Regions from separate parts of the Homo sapiens genome. Here region 2 is linked to region 1. A link is an interaction called in ENCODE POLR2A ChIA-PET data of the cell type or tissue named here. Cell type or tissue: CD4-positive, alpha-beta T cell. All regions are shown on one strand. Links, peaks and the distances in the headings refer to the core of each region. The heading gives the core; the rest is flanking DNA. Region 1 overlaps PRDM4 (PR/SET domain 4). Region 2 overlaps ABTB3 (ankyrin repeat and BTB domain containing 3).

The links. Peaks named below come from ENCODE experiments on the same cell type or tissue, not always from the same donor. Only the 100,000 strongest peaks of a DNase experiment are listed, where the experiment ranks them.
Region 2: POLR2A ChIA-PET joins it to region 1 with 6 read pairs; 2 of 35 experiments call an interaction of 5 or more read pairs at or near these places.

The regions. Positions count from the first base shown.
Region 1 is chr12:107,724,955-107,736,621 of GRCh38, forward strand. It overlaps PRDM4 (PR/SET domain 4), which reads right to left. Exons shown (of 12, transcript NM_012406.4): 12 at 7,917-9,568. The coding sequence ends at 9,256. PRDM4-AS1 (PRDM4 antisense RNA 1) reads left to right here and starts at 11,601. Exons shown (of 5, transcript NR_120474.1): 1 at 11,601-11,667. In CD4-positive, alpha-beta T cell, for the core only: no CTCF peak of the experiment used is centred there; no DNase peak of the experiment used is centred there.
Region 2 is chr12:107,367,125-107,372,124 of GRCh38, forward strand. All of the region lies in intron 1 of ABTB3 (ankyrin repeat and BTB domain containing 3), which reads left to right. Among named protein-coding and RNA genes, the nearest start is that of ABTB3, 51 kb to the left of the region's middle. In CD4-positive, alpha-beta T cell, for the core only: no CTCF peak of the experiment used is centred there; DNase peaks (open chromatin) are centred at 2,077 and 2,777; H3K4me3 peaks cover 1,962 bases; H3K27ac peaks cover 3,519 bases.

The DNA.
Region 1 (11,667 bases), core at 3,711-8,710:
CAACCTGCTCCTGAATGACTACTGGGTACATAATGAAATGAAGGCAGAAATAAAGATGTTCTTTGAAACCAATGAGAACAAAGACACAACATACCAGAATCTCTGGGACACATTTAAAGCAGTGTATAGAGGGAAATTTATAGCATTTAAAGCAGTGTGTAGAGGGAAATTTATAGCACTAAATGCCCAAAACAGAAAGCAGGAAAGATCTAAAATTGACACCCTAACATCACAATTAAAAGAACTAGAGAAGCAAGAGCAAACACATTCAAAAGCTAGCAGAAGGCAAGAAATAACTAAGATCAGAGCAGAACTGAAGGAGATAGAGACACAAAAAACCCTTCAGAAAATCAATGAATCCAGGAGCTGGTTTTTTGAAAAGATCAACAAAATTGATAGACCGCTAGCAAGACTAATAAAGAAGAAAAGAGAGAAGAATCAAATAGACGCAATAAAAAATGATAAAGGGGATATCACCACCGATCCCACAGAAATACAAACTACCATCAGAGAATACTATAAACACGTCTATGCAAATAAACTAGAAAATCTAGAAGAAATGGATAAATTCCTCGACACATACACCCTCCCAAGACTAAACCAGGAAGAAGTTGAATCTCTGAATAGACCAGTAACAGGCTCTGAAATTGAGGCAATAATTAATAGCTTACCAACCAAAAAAAGTCCAGGACCAGACGGATTCACAGCCGATTTCTACCAGAGGTACAAGGAGGAGCTGGTACCATTCTTCTGAAACTATTCCAATCAATAGAAAAAGAGGGAATCCTCCCTAACTCATTTTATGAGGCCAGCATCATCCTGATACCAAAGCCTGGCAGAGACACAACAAAAAAAGAGAATTTTAGACCAATATCCCTGAAGAACATCGATGCAAAAATCCTCAATAAAATACTGGCAAACCGAATCCAGTAGCACATCGAAAAGCTTATCCACCATGATCAAGTGGGCTTCATCCCTGGGATGCAAGGCTGGTTCAACATACGCAAATCAATAAACGTAATCCAGCATATAAACAGAACCAAAGACAAAAACCACATGATTATCTCAATAGATGCAGAAAAGGCCTTTGACAAAATTCAATAGCCCTTCATGCTAAAAACTCTCAGTAAATTAGGTATTGATGGGACATATCTCAAAATAATAAGAGCTATTTATGACAAACCCACAGACAATATCATACTGAATGGGCAAAAACTGGAAGCACTCCCTTTGAAAACTGGCACAAGACAGGGATGCCCTCTCTCACCACTCCTATTCAACACAGTGTTGGAAGTTCTGGCCAGGGCAATCAGGCAGGAGAAAGAAATAAAGGGTATTCAATTAGGAAAAGAGGAAGTCAAATTGTCCCTGTTTGCAGATGACATGATTGTATATCTAGAAAACCCCACTGTCTCAGCCCAGAATCTCCTTAAGCTGATAAGCAACTTCAGCAAAGTCTCAGGATACAAAATCAATGTGCAAAAATCACAAGCATTCTTATACACCAATAATAGACAGAGAGCCAAATCATGAGTGAACTCCCATTCACAGCTGCTTCAAAGAGAATAAAATACCTAGGAATCCAACTTACAAGGGATGTGAAGGACCTCTTCAAGGAGAACTACAAACCACTGCTCAACGAAATAAAAGAGGACACAAACAAATGGAAGAACATTCCATGCTCAAGGATAGGAAGAATCAATATCGTGAACACGGCGTTACTGCCCAAGGTAATTTATAGATTCAATGCCATCCCCATCAAGCTACCAATGACTTTCTTCACAGAATTGGAAACAACTACTTTAAAGTTCCTATAGAACCAAAAAAGAGCCCACATTGCCAAGTCAATCCTAAGCCAAAAGAACAAAGGTGGAGGCATCATGCTACCTGACTTCAAACTATACTACAAGGCTACAGTAACCAAAACAGCATGGTACTGACACCAAAACAGAGATATAGACCAATGGAACAGAACAGAGCCCTCAGAAATAATACCACACATCTACAACCATCTGATCTTTGACAAACCTGACAAAAACAAGAAATGGGGAAAGGATTCCCTATTTAATAAATGGTGCTGGGAAAACTAGCTAGCCATATGTAGAAAGCTGAAACTGGGTCCCTTCCTTACAGCTTATACAAAAATTAATTCCAGATGGATTAAAGACTTAAATGTTAGACATAAAACCACAAAAATCCTAGAATAAAACCTAGGCAATACCATTCAGGACATAGGCATGGGCAAGGACTTCATGTCTAAAACACCAAAAGCAATGGCAACAAAAGCCAAAATTGGCAAATGGGATCTAATTAAACTAAAGAGCTTTTGCACAGCAAAAGAAACTACCATCAGAGTGAACAGGCAACCTACAGAATGGGAAAAAGTTTCTGCAATCTACTCATCTGACAAAGGGCTAATATCCAGACTCTACAATGAACTCAAACAAATTTACAAGAAAAAAACAAACAACCCCATCAACAAGTGGGCAAAGGATATGAACAGACACTTCTAAAAAGAAGACATTTATGCAGCCAACAAACACATGAAAAAATATCATCACTGGCCATCAGAGAAATGCAAATCAAAACCACAATGAGATACCATCTCACACCAGTGAGAATGGTGATCATTAAAACGTCAGGAAACAACAGGTGCTGGACAGGATGTGGAGAAATAGGAACACTTTTACACTGTTGGTGGGACTGTAAACTAGTTCAACCATTGTGGAAGACAGTGTGGTGATTCCTCAAGGATCTAGAACTAAAAATACCATTTGACCCAGCCATCCCATTACTGGGTATATACCCAAAGGATTATAAATCATGCTGCTATAAAGACACATGCACACGTATGTTTATTGCAGCACTATTCACAATAGCAAAGACTTGGAACCAACCCAAATGTCCATCAATGATAGACTAGATTAAGAAAATGTGGCACATATACACCATGGAATACTATGCAGCCATAAAAAAGGGTGAGTTCCTGTCCTTTGTAGGGACATGGATGAAGATGCAAATCATCATTCTCAGCAAACTATCACAAGGACAGAAAACCAAACACTGCATGTTCTCACTCATAGATGGGAACTGAACAATGAGAACACTTGGACACAGGAAGGGGAACATCACACACCAGGGCCTGTCATGGGGTGGGGGGAGGGGGGAGGGATAGCATTAGTAGATATACCTAATGTAAATGACAAGTTAATGGGTGCAGCACACCAACATGGCACATGTATACATATGTAACAAACCTGCACGTTGTGCACATGTACCCTAGAACTTAAAAGTATAATTTAAAAAAAAAGTGTCATTTCCTTTGAGAAGCCTCCCCTCATCTCTGTAGCCTGCATAAGATACCCCTGCTGTGTTAGAATGTAATTTGTCTTACTCCTTTTAAAATTTTGTAATTACTTATTTAGTAGTCTCCCTCATTAGATTTTTTTTTTTCTTTTTCAAACGCAGTCTCGTTGCCTTGCCCAGACTGGAGTGCAGTGGAGTGGTCTTGGCTCACTGGAGCCTCCACTTCCTGGGCTTCAGCGATTCTCCTGCCTCAGCCTCCTGACTAGCTGGATTACAGGCATATGCCACCACACCTGGCTAATTTTTGTATTTTTAGTAGAGATGGGGTTTCACCATGTTGGCCAAGCCGATCTTGAAATCCTGGCCTCAAGAAATCCACCCGCCTCGGCCTCCCAAATTGCTGGGATTACAGGTGTGAGCCACCGTGCCCAACCCCTTGTTAGATTTAGTATGAAGTAATAGGATTTTGCTTTTTGTGTTACAAAAATCTAGCTAACTGGGATGCCTTACCACTTGATATATTCAGAATGTCTTTTCCCAGCATTCATAGCAAGCAACCATACATACATAGTCTCAGGGCATTTCTCAAGTCTTACTAATCAATTTAAAAAACTTGATTATTATCAACCACCAAAATGAGAGTACTGAGCCACCCAAGCTAGATGACTTTTCCGTAATCATGCTAATAACTCTATGCCACAGAATACAGTAGAAAAAGCATCGAATGCAGAGCTAGGAGGCCTTACTTTCCAATCTCACACTTCAGTAACTGCATTAACTTCTGGGACATTCTGTGGCCTCGGTAAAACAAAGATATTAAAACCTACCCTACAAGGTTGTTATTGTGAAGTTAAAGCACTTAACTTATAATAAACTTACTTAAGTTACTCGAGTTCTCTTCCTTTCTTTCGAATGGTTACTTCTCAGCTTAAAATCAAATTTCCTGGTCACAAGCCATTGCTTTTCCTTAAATACACACTTCTCCAGCCCTTAAAGTCTAACGTGTTCCTTTCCCAAAGAAACAAACAATGCTGGATGAATAGACCATCCTGCTTTTCTCTTGCTATGAAACATACTATTTGCACACTGGCACGGTGGGAATTTTAGATGCAACGTAGCCTGGCTCCCTTTCTTTTTGCTACAGCACATCTGGGTCAGGCATCTTGAATAAGTCCCTTAACAGAATATTATGTCATCTCACATGCTTTTGAATAATTCACTTGTCATAACTGAGTGGTAGTTGGCTCTAATCAACTAAGAGCAATGACCCACAAAGGTGTTCTATGCTTATAAAAAACAGATTCCACAACCCCAGTGCAAATATGCAACTAAGTGTAAGCAGCAGTGTGATGCATCCTGAAATGAGGTGTGTCAGAACAACAGCAGCGTCTAAATAATGTTTCACGTAGATTAACATGGAAGAGAGCCCTGGAAGAGAAATACAGGCATTTTTAAAAAGTGCTCCCAGGCAGCCAATCAGTGAATATGAAATGCAACAAACTGGTTTTTTTTTTTTGTTTTTTTTGAGATAGAGCCTTGCTTTGTTGCCCAGGCTGGAGTGCAGTGTCACAATCTTGGCTCATTGCAACCTCCGCCTGCTGGGTTCAAGTGATTCTCCTGCCTCAGCCTCCTGAGTAGCTGGAATTTACAGGCTCCCACCACCATGCCCAGCTAATTTTTGTATTTTTAGTAGAGACAGGGTTTCACCATGTTGGCCAGGCTGGTCTGGAACTCCTGACTTCAAGTGATCCACCTGCCTCCCAAAGTGCTGGGATTACAGGTGTGAAAAGTGTAATTTTTCTGAACTTCATTTTCAACATCTAGACAACTGAGGGTAAAGCCTACTTTTATAATGCCCTATGAGGAGTAAAACTATAAATTAAAATGTACTACCACTAGAAAGCATATTTGCAAGCAAATGTGTCACAAGGTCCTAGGCAGTGCTAGCTAAGAGGGGCCAGAAGTTGTGTCTATTAACCAATTAACAGATCATTCAAGAAGTAAAATTTCCCAAAGTAAGTGACTTTCACCTTAGGTGATTTTTCTTTCCCAAATCTGGCCCTAAACTGATCTTGATGCTTGCCCAACCCCAAAGCCCATGCCCAGCCTGAGCCTCAGCAAGTATGTAGCAGCACAAGATGTGCTGCAGGGTGAGGAGGCAGGTGCTGGGGGCAGAAAACACAAAGAACAAAGCATGCTTTCCATGTGCTCCCTAACTTGTGGATATAAATATGCATTGTCTAAATGGAATAGTTTAGAGTTTATGTGATTTCCTTTAAAGACTTGTAGCCTGGGCCAGGCACGGTGGCGCATGCCTGTAATCCCAGCACTTTGGAAAGCGGAGGCAGGCAGATCACCTGTATCCAAAGGCAGGAGCAGAGCCCTAGTTATTTTTCTGTTCCCCCTACAATGCCTTAAAGTGTACCAGCACTTAATAAATGGTTTTTGAAAAGACCACTCTCCTTGTCTGAGGACTACACAGGCCTGAGTGCCTAATGATCCTCAGTGTGCATATGCAAGAAAAGCTAAGGAGCAAAAAAGCTGTTAAGGAGTGGTTTCACCCCTTTCAGTAGTAGGGAAATTTGCTGGCGGCAATATACACCACTAGAAATGGTGCCTGCCTTTATATTGCTCATGCTAATCTGTAAAGCTGGGGTTAAACTGAAGTCACTATACTGGAAGCTGCTCCCCTTTAAGCAATCATTATCAAGAACGTATATCTGGTTAGACTGTTTAGTTTGCCAGGGCTGCCACAACAAATTGCCATGGACCGGGAAGACTAAACAGAAATGTATTGTTTCCCAGTTCTGGAGGCTGGAAGTCTGAGATCAAAGCAATGGCAGGACTGTTCAGAGGGCTGTGAGGGAAGGACCTGTTCCAGGCCTCTTTCCTTGGGCTTGGAAATGTCTTCTCCCTGTTTTCACATCATCTTCCCTCTGTATAAGGCTTTGTCCAAATTTTCTTTTTCTAAGAACACCAGTCATATTGGGTTAGGTCCTAACTTAAGGACTTCATTTTAACTTAATTCCTTCTTTAAAAACCGTATCTCCAACTACAATCACATTTTGAGATTACTGGAGGTTAGGACTTCACCATATGAATCTGGTGGTGTTGGCAGGGGGCGGTGTGTTCACCTGTAACAGACCATAATCACTTGTGTATATGGAGATATGTCATTCCTTAGTGTGTGCCTCCAAGTTTGGTGATCAGATCATCAAGTTTACATACTTGATGAGGTGCTGACAGCCTCTGGCATGTTTATGCTTCTTGAGACACAGGTAAAGGAGTGTTTACTAGAAAGCGGGGACACAGGTCAAGCGTGAAAAGGCTGACGAAGACTCTACTTCCTGTTACCTCTTTGCCCTCTGAGAATCTCAGCACAACAAAAATGCCAGGATTATGAGCCACTGACCTTTTTGAGAAGGAAATGCCAAGCATACAGTGAGCTGCAAGAATACTCTGAACTAGTTTATAGGCTTTGGCCTTGAAAACTCAAATTATTCCAGTTTTATTTATATTACTAAAATCTAGAGCTTCTTGGATATTCTATATGTCAATTTTTTTTAGTGTAGAAACCTATGTTAAAATGAAAAATGTAGACTAATGGGAAACTAAAGAATATCAGCTACTGTTTATGTTGAGCACTGTGGGAGCCACTGACACGTATGAACTTAACATCTAAACAGTATAATGAAGCGGCGCTCTTAATACTCTCCATTTACAGTTAAGGGAAGAGGCATAGAGAGCTTACATAACTTGGCCAAGGTTACAAACCTTCATCACACAGCAAAGCCCACACTAGAGAACATTCTGCAGGGCTCCAGAGCCTACATACACATCCTGCCTCTCACCGTGACCATTTACTCAACAGCAGCAAGGCCACCCAAAATGGGCAGAAAAGGCTGAAAACATTCATGTCAAAGGGCACTTACTTATTTATTCATCTTGTGAAAATGACTTAGAATTTAAAATTAAGAGGTAAAAAAATGGAGAGACAGTTGTAAATACTAAGCACTAACAGCTACAACTTCACTAAAAAGGTTTCCAAGCTTCCTCTGCTGTTTGTGTTCCTCTGACACTAGGCGTAACTATCTTGGGCATCATTTCAGTCTTGGGAATGAAGGAAGTGAACCCAGTGTGTGCTACTGAGATAAAGGAAGAAAGGGAGCTTAGAGTCCCAGTACCAGTGGTTTCCTGGGTATGGGGGAACCAGCCAGCTGGATGCCTTTGGCAAAATGCTGAGTTTGAAGCTGCCCTAGGAACCAGAGCTGCCCTGAGGGAGGCGTCACGACCCAGTGTCAGCAGCCAACCCTAACCATCCGCAACACATCCCCCAACCCTCCACTGCAGACCTGCCACATTTCTCCAAGGAGGTAACAGAGTAAAGGCATACCTTAGGCAGGAACAGGGCAGAAGAGGGTTGGAAGCACAGGAAGCAGTTTGTCTTAAGTACTAACAGCAGAAACAATAAGAATATGATCTCAAAAGCTAAAATACTCTAGAAATGCTCTCTTCTTCTAACCTCAGAAAGATTCAAATTGTACTTGACTTTCCCTAGAAGACTCACTCATCTCCTTCCTCCATGAAATGAGACTACCAGAGGAATCCTGTATTTTAAAAAAGTTTAATTTTAATCCTTCCTAGAGGAATACAGATTTGAATGAAATACATTCATTCCATAAATACATTAGCAGCAAAACCTTCCCACCAGAGTCCTCTACTCCAGCCCAGAGGTTGTGCCTTGAGCAGGAGAGCATGTTCCATCAATCCTGTCAACTTAAGGGTGGGTCTGCTTCTGAGAAACGCTGGATGTGCATGGGAGACACAATGACCAGGTGCATGGGTGACTTAACTAAGCTGGGACCCTGAAAACAGGCCCATGTGGTCACTATTCAGCCTTCTTTACCTTCCAAAAATCCTTTGGCATCTTCCATGCTTCTCTGATGAGGTTCCTCAGCACTGAGACAACTGGGAAGACCTAACTTTGCACATGCATTAAATAATGTTATTTTGAGTTGGCAATGTTTTAACACTTTTCATAAGGTAAATGAAACATAAAAGATTATTCCCTTCCTTCCCTTCCTCAGGTGAGTCCACATGTACTCATCAGGAGACAATCCAGCAGGCATTATTTGGGCTCTCTGTATCTCCAGGCCCCCTTTGTCTGAATGGCTGGATGTTTACTGGAGACAGGGAGCCATGTCTAAACCTACAAAGATCTCCACGTTACAATAACCAGGTGACTTGCTCAGGCTTCCATCAAAGCTAATTTCTTGGGCAGAGGCCAGGCATCTCTCCTCTTGTTCTCTCCATCACTGACTACTGACTGACTGCTGCTTTTTTATTTGCCCTCCAGGCACCTGCCGAAACTTTGGAAAACAAGATCTACCCTAAACTTCCAAGTGGCCAGGAGCAGTTAAGGCAGGTCCTGCTTTAAACTTACTAGCTGCCAAGTAGCACACTTATGCTGCTGTGTCCCAATCCATTCTGTGGTGAGTATAAGTCACAAGAGTCTGCATAAAACACTATCAGCAATCAGGATGGCTATGGGGCAAGGACCGTTTAGAATGTTACCAAGTCACAGGACCAGCAGGAAAATGGAATAATGGAAGAATGTGAAATAAATCTGATTTGTTTGAGCAGAAGGCAGCTTTGATTCAGGCATAAATGCATCTCCCAGATTATCATGTAAATAAAGACCTCAGAAGTTGACACTTCCCTCCCAGTCCACCACTTAAAACAGGACACATGCTCAGTTTTCCCAATCTGTTTTAAAGTGTTTTCATTAGGATACTCTTCTGTAAGTGCTTTATTCATTCCCAGTCTGTTTTGATTACTGGCTGAAAATAAATCAGGAACCATTTTATATAAAAACCATTATAGTAGATAACTGGTTATGTGTATTTTTCCATTTGCATTTTCATCCAAAATTGCTTGTTTCTTTTCCTTTTATTTATGTGCAGAAAGAGACTCATCCGCTGAATACACAGCACTGTTAATCCTACAGTCTTCTGTCCCCACAGAGTCTGCTAGATCTTCCTCTTCTGAGTCATCCTCTTCTTCCTCCTCTGGTGCTGACGAACTGGAGGTGGGCCCTTTGCAGGTTTTCAGGTGGCGGGTGAGATGGTATTTGGTTAGATAAGCCTTTGTACATTTTTCACAGACATAATCCCGTTTTCCTTCATGAGAATTGAGATGCTTCTTTAAGTGATTTGTTCTCAAGAACAGCTTATCACACTTGGGACACTTGATCTGGCGTTCTCTAAGAGGAACACAAGAAAAAACATTTGATTTGGGGTTACAAATAACAACTGAGGCAACACTTATTCTTCATAGCCGCAGGCCTTTGTCAGAGCAGCTCTATCCTTCTGAATCAGGCTTTTGCATAGGTGATATACAGAAGACTCATAAAACATGTATAGTTTAAAACAGTGTAGGCTCATTTTTCCTGTTTTAGAATACTATGTAAATTCTCAAATTCTATGTAAATTCTATATGTATTTCTTTTGTCTTGCTGCATTCTCTCAGTATGATGCTCATAAAATTCATTCAAGCTGCTGTATCAGTTGTTTGTTCCCTTCCACTGCTGTATACTATTTACAAATATACAAATACACCACAACTTATCTATGGTACTGGATTTGTCTCTAGCTAATGAATGTTTTGGTGGTTTCCAGTTTTTTATTATCACAAGCAAAAGTGCTAGAACGTTTTTAAATTTTTTTAAATTTTTATTATTATTTTTTAGAGACAGGGTCCCACCATGTTGCCCAGACTGGAGTGCAATGGCTATTCACAGGTGTGATCATCATGCACTACAGCCTTGAACTCCTGGGCTCAAGTGATCTGTCCGCCTCAGCCTCCCAAGTACCTGGGACTACAGGTGCATGCCACTGTACCTGGCATTTGAACATTTTTATACTTGTATGGTGCTCTGCAATACATGTTTCTCTAGGGCACATACCCAAGAACTATATAGCTAAATCAAAGGATATGCACATCTTCAACTTTACAAGATAATGACAAACGGTTTTCCAATGTAGTTGTTTCAATATACACATCCATCATTGACGGTTCTGGTTGTCCCATATTCTCAACTGGAAGACTCAAATTTGAAAATGTCTGCCAATTAGCCAGTACATAATGGTATCTCATTACACCGTTATTTGTATTCCCTGGATGCCACTTTTATGGAATTACCATTTTTCTGTCCTTTTCTTAGACTAGTGGTTCTCAAGTAGGGGCGACTGCCTCTATGGGGACATTTGGCAATGTCTGGAGTCCTTTCTGATTGTTATACTGGGGAGGGGTGGTATAATTAGTATCTAGTAGGAAAAGGCCAAGGATGCTGCTAACCATTCTACAATGCACAGGGCAGCCCCACAACAAAAAATTAACCCGGTCAAAATGTCAATAATGTCAAGGTTTGAGTAACCCTGGCCTAGACATTTCAGAGCTGAAAAGAACCTTAGAGATCACACAGACCAGGAATTTTTTAGCTTTTTTTTTTTTTTTGAGTAGCTGAACCCCATGTCTTTATGAAAGCCCAATATGAAACAGTTAAAGCAGGTTATTAATAAAATCCTGGAAGGAGTGAGAGGGTGCAGTCGGGCGTTCTGAAGCCTGGCTTCCTTAGCATTTCTCTCATCCTCTTCTAGCAACAGATGGCACTGAAGAACCCTTAGAATTCCCTGGAGCAGTTTTAAAACCACCAATCTAATCCAACCTCTTAATTCTGCAGATGGGAAACATCATGTGCATAAAAACTACTAAGGAACTTGCCCAAGGCCACAACAAAACCCCTACCAAAAGTCTGACTTTTCATCTTCTACTCTGATGGTTTTTAGATGTTTATTCAACACATATTTACTGTGTCTAATTATGCCAGGCACTGTTCTAGATGCTAGGGCTATAGGATGTGGGTAAACTAAGTCCCTGCTTTCATGAAGCTTACATTCTAAGTGGACAGATTATAGCATAAACAAATGTGTAACGTGGTATCATATAGCAATAAAGACTACGAAAACACACGAAGCCAGGTAAAAGTGAAGGGGTCCTATTTTAGATAAGATAGTCAAGGAAGGCCCTCCTGAGGAGATAACATTTGAGCAGAAACCTGAATGGAGGGAAGAAGACATGCAGGCATCTGGAGGGAGAAGTTTCTAAGGCAGAGGCCCTGAGACTGGATGTGCTTAGTATGCTCAAGGAGTAGCAAGGGGAGGGTCAGAGTGGCCAAAGCAGAATATGAAAAGTAAGAAAAGGTGAAGGGAGAGGTAGCCAAGTACTATTACATCATAAAGGGCCTTCTGACTGCTGTAAAAAGCTTTTAACACAAATACGATGGAAAGCCACCAGAGATGT
Region 2 (5,000 bases), core at 1-5,000, 360 kb before region 1:
TTTGTCCTTTATTGGAAGGTGCCTTCCCCGGATCACAGTGAGGTGGAAGATTGGCAGTAGCTGCTGTGAATGGGTATGAGCCTATACCTTCATACCAAGGGGGTGGTAACCATAGAGATTGTGAAGTGAAAACCCATCCAAGTTGATTAAAATTTGGTGAGGAAAAGGAAACTCTGTGCTTGACTGATTGGCATGAAGAGTTTAAAATGCATACTGAAGTCAACCAAGAAAAATGATTTACACTTTTTCCTCTTTCCTTTTTGTTTTGGATCTTGGATTCAACAGAGGGTTGAATTATTCATACTCAGAAGTTCACGGAAATTTTATCATTATGCAAGGGCTCTCTCTCTCATTTTATTAATATTTTATTTTTATTATTTTTATGTATTTATTTATTTTAGACAGAGTCTCACTCTGTAGCCCAAGCTGGAGTGCAGTGGCGCAGTTTCGGCTCACTGCAACCTCTGCCTCCTCCCAGCTCAAGCGATTCTCGTGCCTCAGCCTCCGAGTAGCTGGGACTATAGGCGAACGGCACCACCCTGGCTAATTTTTTGTATTTTAGTAGAGACGGGATTTTACCATGTTGCCCAGGGCAGTCTCGAACTCCTGAGCTCGGGCAATCTGCCTGCCTTGGCCTTCCAAAGTGCTGGGATTACAGGGGTGAGCCACCACTCCCGGCCTCTCTCTCTCATTTTAGTTCTTCACTTTTTTGTCTATAATCTCCACTCCCCTGTAGGTACTCATCCAAGGCGTTTAATATATGCTCTTGAACAGGTACATGTCTTTATAAAACATGTAAAATTGCTTTCTGTGTGTGTGTTATTGATTTATAGAAACGATATTGCACAAAGGAGCTTGTCCTGATCTTTCCATTTTCACCTATGTTCTCAATATCTATCCATGTTGGTTGTACATCTAGCTTATTATTTCTAACAGCTGCACAGTTAACTCCATCAAGATAGGCTAAGTTATGCAGCGGTAATAGCACAAAAATCTTAGCAGCTTAAAATTATGCAGGTTTACTGCTTGGCTCCACTACATATCCATCCCGTTAATAAGAGTTTTGCTTTGGAGACGTAGGCTGATGGAGCCTCCACCATTCAACACGGCAGAGAGATGAGCAAGTAGCAAATCACACACTGGCTCTTAAAGGCTCTGTCCAGAAGGTGACAAATAGCACACTGATTTTTAAAGCCTGCCCAGAAGTGGCCAAAACAAGTCACATGGCCATTCTCCACTTTAAAAGCAGTGGGAACTGCAAGCCTACTATGAATCTAAGAGACGGAGACACTGGAAATATTTGGTGAACTGTGTAATGACTATCACATAGTTGGCACCCATCATATTTTGTGTCTATCCATTCTTTAATGATGGGCAACTAGTTGCATCCAATTCCCCAGTACCGTGAACAATAATGTTGTCATTATGGGAACAATCTCCTTTCACTTGTTCCCATATGGACCCCATGCAAGTATCTATACTCAGGAGTGGGTTGGTCGGGTCACAGGGTTTATACAAACTTGGTTTCGATAATCAGTACCAGGTGAGTCTCTGGAACTGCTATGCCAGTCTAGACCCCCACCAGTGGCGCGGAGGGGTTCCCATTTACCCATATCCTGTTTAACAATCAATATTACTCAACATTGTAATTTTGTAAATCTGTTGAGTATAATGTGGAATCTATTGTTACTTTCATTTTCATTTATCTTATTACTAACGAATTTGAGCATCTTTTCATCTGCCTGTTGACTATTCTGGTTTCCACTTCTGTGACCTGCCTATTCATATCTACAGACCATTTTTCTATTGCATTTCCTTTCTTTTCTCATTGATTTATAGGAGTTACATATGTAGTTAGATGTTAATTCTTTGTTGGGTTTAGACATTGTAAATATCACTTTCCACTCTGCCACCTCTCTGTTAACTTTGTTCACAGTGTCTTTTGTTGAACAGAAGCCCTAATTTTGATGTAATCAAATCTACCAACTTTTTTTTCTTTTTGCTTTTTGGTTCGTGCCTTGGGGATTTTATTTAAGAGGACCTTCCATGCCCTAAGTTCACAAAGGTATTGTTTCACTTTCTTCTGTTAGCTTTGTAACTTTGCTTTCACATTTAGGTTTTTCATCCACTTAGAGTCTACTTTCATATATTGTGTTTGAGAGGGATCCAAATTCATTTAGTGAGCCAGTTTTCTCGACATTATAGAACCATTCCTTTCCCCATCAAGATGAGATGCAACCTTTATTATAAATCAGGTTCAAACAAGGGTTTTTTTTTTTTTTTTTCTTTTTGAGATGGAGTCTCGCTCTTGTCACCCCGGCTGGAGTGAATGGTGTGATCTTGGCTCACTGCAACCTCTGCCTTCCACGTTCAAGCAATTCTCCTGCCCCAGCCTCCTGGGTAGCTGGGATTACAGGCACCCACCACCACACCCAGCTAATTTTTTGTATTTTTAAGAGAGACAGGATTTCACCATGTTGGTCAGGCTGGTCTCGAACTCCTGACCTCAGACGATCCACCCTCCTTGGCCTCCCAAAGTGCTGGGATTACAGGCATGAGCCACCATACCCAGCCCAAACATGGTTTTTTTTTTTTTTTTTTTTTTTTTTTCTGAGCTTTTGTTCTCTTCTGAGCTCTCTGCACCTTATTGTTCAAGAAATAAAACAGAATGAGTTTTGTTTGGCAGAATTTGCCTGGTGTATTCTGAGTAGGGGAGCCCTGATGATTTCCTGTAATGCTGGGAGGTGGTGAGGCATAATGAAACTAACATTAAACTTGGGGTCAGAGGAACCCAGGCTTGTTCCTGGCTCCACCACTTACAGCCACGTGAACTTGAACTACTCCCTCAACCTCTCTGAGCCTCCGTTTCTACATCTATTAAACAGCGATGATGATATGTATCGCCTAGGAATTCTGTAAGAGTTAAATGCTAGAATATATGTAAAAGCATAGCTTTCAGTAAACGTTATTTTCCCTTTGATCATTGTCACCAGACAAAAACTCTAACAGTAAGTGGTTTTCCCCAGGCCTCACCAAGGTAGGTATAAATTGGGAACACATTATTCCTGATCCCTCAAATGTCACTGCCTCTTGTTCTCGCCTGCTAATGGATGACTTCTCCTCAGTTCTTTCGTTCCTTCTGTGTATCCCCATGGTGGCCCATGTCGGTTCGTGGAAGCTTCCCGTTGACCTTCCCACCAATGAGCACACTTCCATTGGCACTGCAGAGGTTTCCAGGGACACACACTTTCTCTTCTTCCAAAGTCAGCCAATCAGCCCCACAGGCTTGGAGACAAAGGTAGATGTAGATGCTTAGCCGGGAATGTTGGACGAGTCCTCAGAGTGTGGCTCTTGCCTGGGCATTTCTTCACATGGGCTTTAGGAACACAGTATTTCTGCCTGGCTCCCCTTCCTCTCTCAGCCCTTTCCCCTGAAAAAATAGATAAAAATCAAGACAAAGCATGGTCTCTGGGTCACAGGCTTGAGGGAAGCATGGGAAGTGTTGCAGCCGTGCTCTGGACTGGGTGGCCTGGTGGGGCTGCTGAGCCTGTGCTGCTGGAAATAGTTTGGTTGAAAGGCCATGCAAAGCCAGCTCTGTGAAGGTGCTTCTTTGGCTGCCTATCAAAAAAGGGATTTTTTTTTTTTTTTTTTTTTTTTTTTTACAGTTTTGTGACTTAAGCTTTTGATCCCTTGGTTGTGGCTCTGTGCTGATACCTTTGCTGAGCCTTGAAGGGCTGTCAGGGTAGGCAGGAGGATCCAAAAGTTGTTTTCGACCCAGCACACTGGCCAAGAAAGGCTATCACCTTCCAAGAAGGGTGACCACCTCCTACTATACGGCAGCCCTCAGAGGGCGTTTATCTCAGCGGGCATTGTCCTGACCCACCCCCCTTCTCCTCCTCCCTTTGGATTGTGTTTTGAACTACTTACTGCTGGCATAGCCCATCAGAACATGCTTCCCTTCCCCCCAACCTTATGATATTAATAAAGCAATTTCATTCCTCTCTGGATCCTGGGACCTGTATGTAGGCTCTGGCTTGATTCCGGCTTGAGTAGCAAGCAGGGAGATCATTCTGGAACTGTGCTGTGTCAGAATGAGACTAAATCCCATCTCTAGGTTGCTTCTGCCAGGCTGACGGATTGGAGAGAAAGGAGATTTAGGAAATCTGCCCCAAACCTGTTGCTAAACAGCCTCACACTGTCTGTCTAGTCCCTGGGAAGGAAGGATTTGACTGGCAAATCTTGTTCTAGGATGAGACTAAGCTGCTGTCCTGCCAGGCTTCTACGAAGCTTTAGGGGAGAAGTATGGAGGTGGGTTGGGGAGGGGCACTCAGTCCAGATGCCCAGAGCTGGCCTCGTTTCAGAGCCAGTTGCCCTCTGATTTTAAGCAGTAAAGTCTGGCCTAGACTTTTGTAGTTATTCCTTTACTAGCAGAGGATTCGTTGCTTTTCCCTCTCATTTCTTAAATACTCCTGGAGTTAAGGAGGTAAATAAGTGTACGCTCAAGATAGATTATGAAATTGAGTTTTTTACTCCTCCTCCATTTCCATCCTAATAGTGCAGTATACTTGCTATATTTTTATGTTAAATGTGAAGAGGAAGGCCATAATTCACTCTTCAAGATCCATTTCCACTTATTTGATCTCCATTTCAGCTTGGATGGCAAAGATACTTGGTACTTCTGCCACTTGGGTTCTGTGATCATGGCAGACATAACTAATTAAGCACAGCACTTTTTCTCACTGAACTCAGATGGGACTTCAGGATCCTTCTCAACACAGTTCTAGGCAGCTGCTACTGATGAGAATCGGCATGTGAGATGTAAACTGTTTGCTCTCCTGTCCTGTAGGTACTCATCTGGTCTTCTTCATAGTTCTGTGTTCATTCTATTTGGTACTTTGTACCTTATATGACAAAGTATCTTCACTTCATAAAAAAGTGAAGACCTATATCTGAAAAAGTGAAGATATATTTTCTGTAAGTTGCTTGAGAGAAGAATCTGT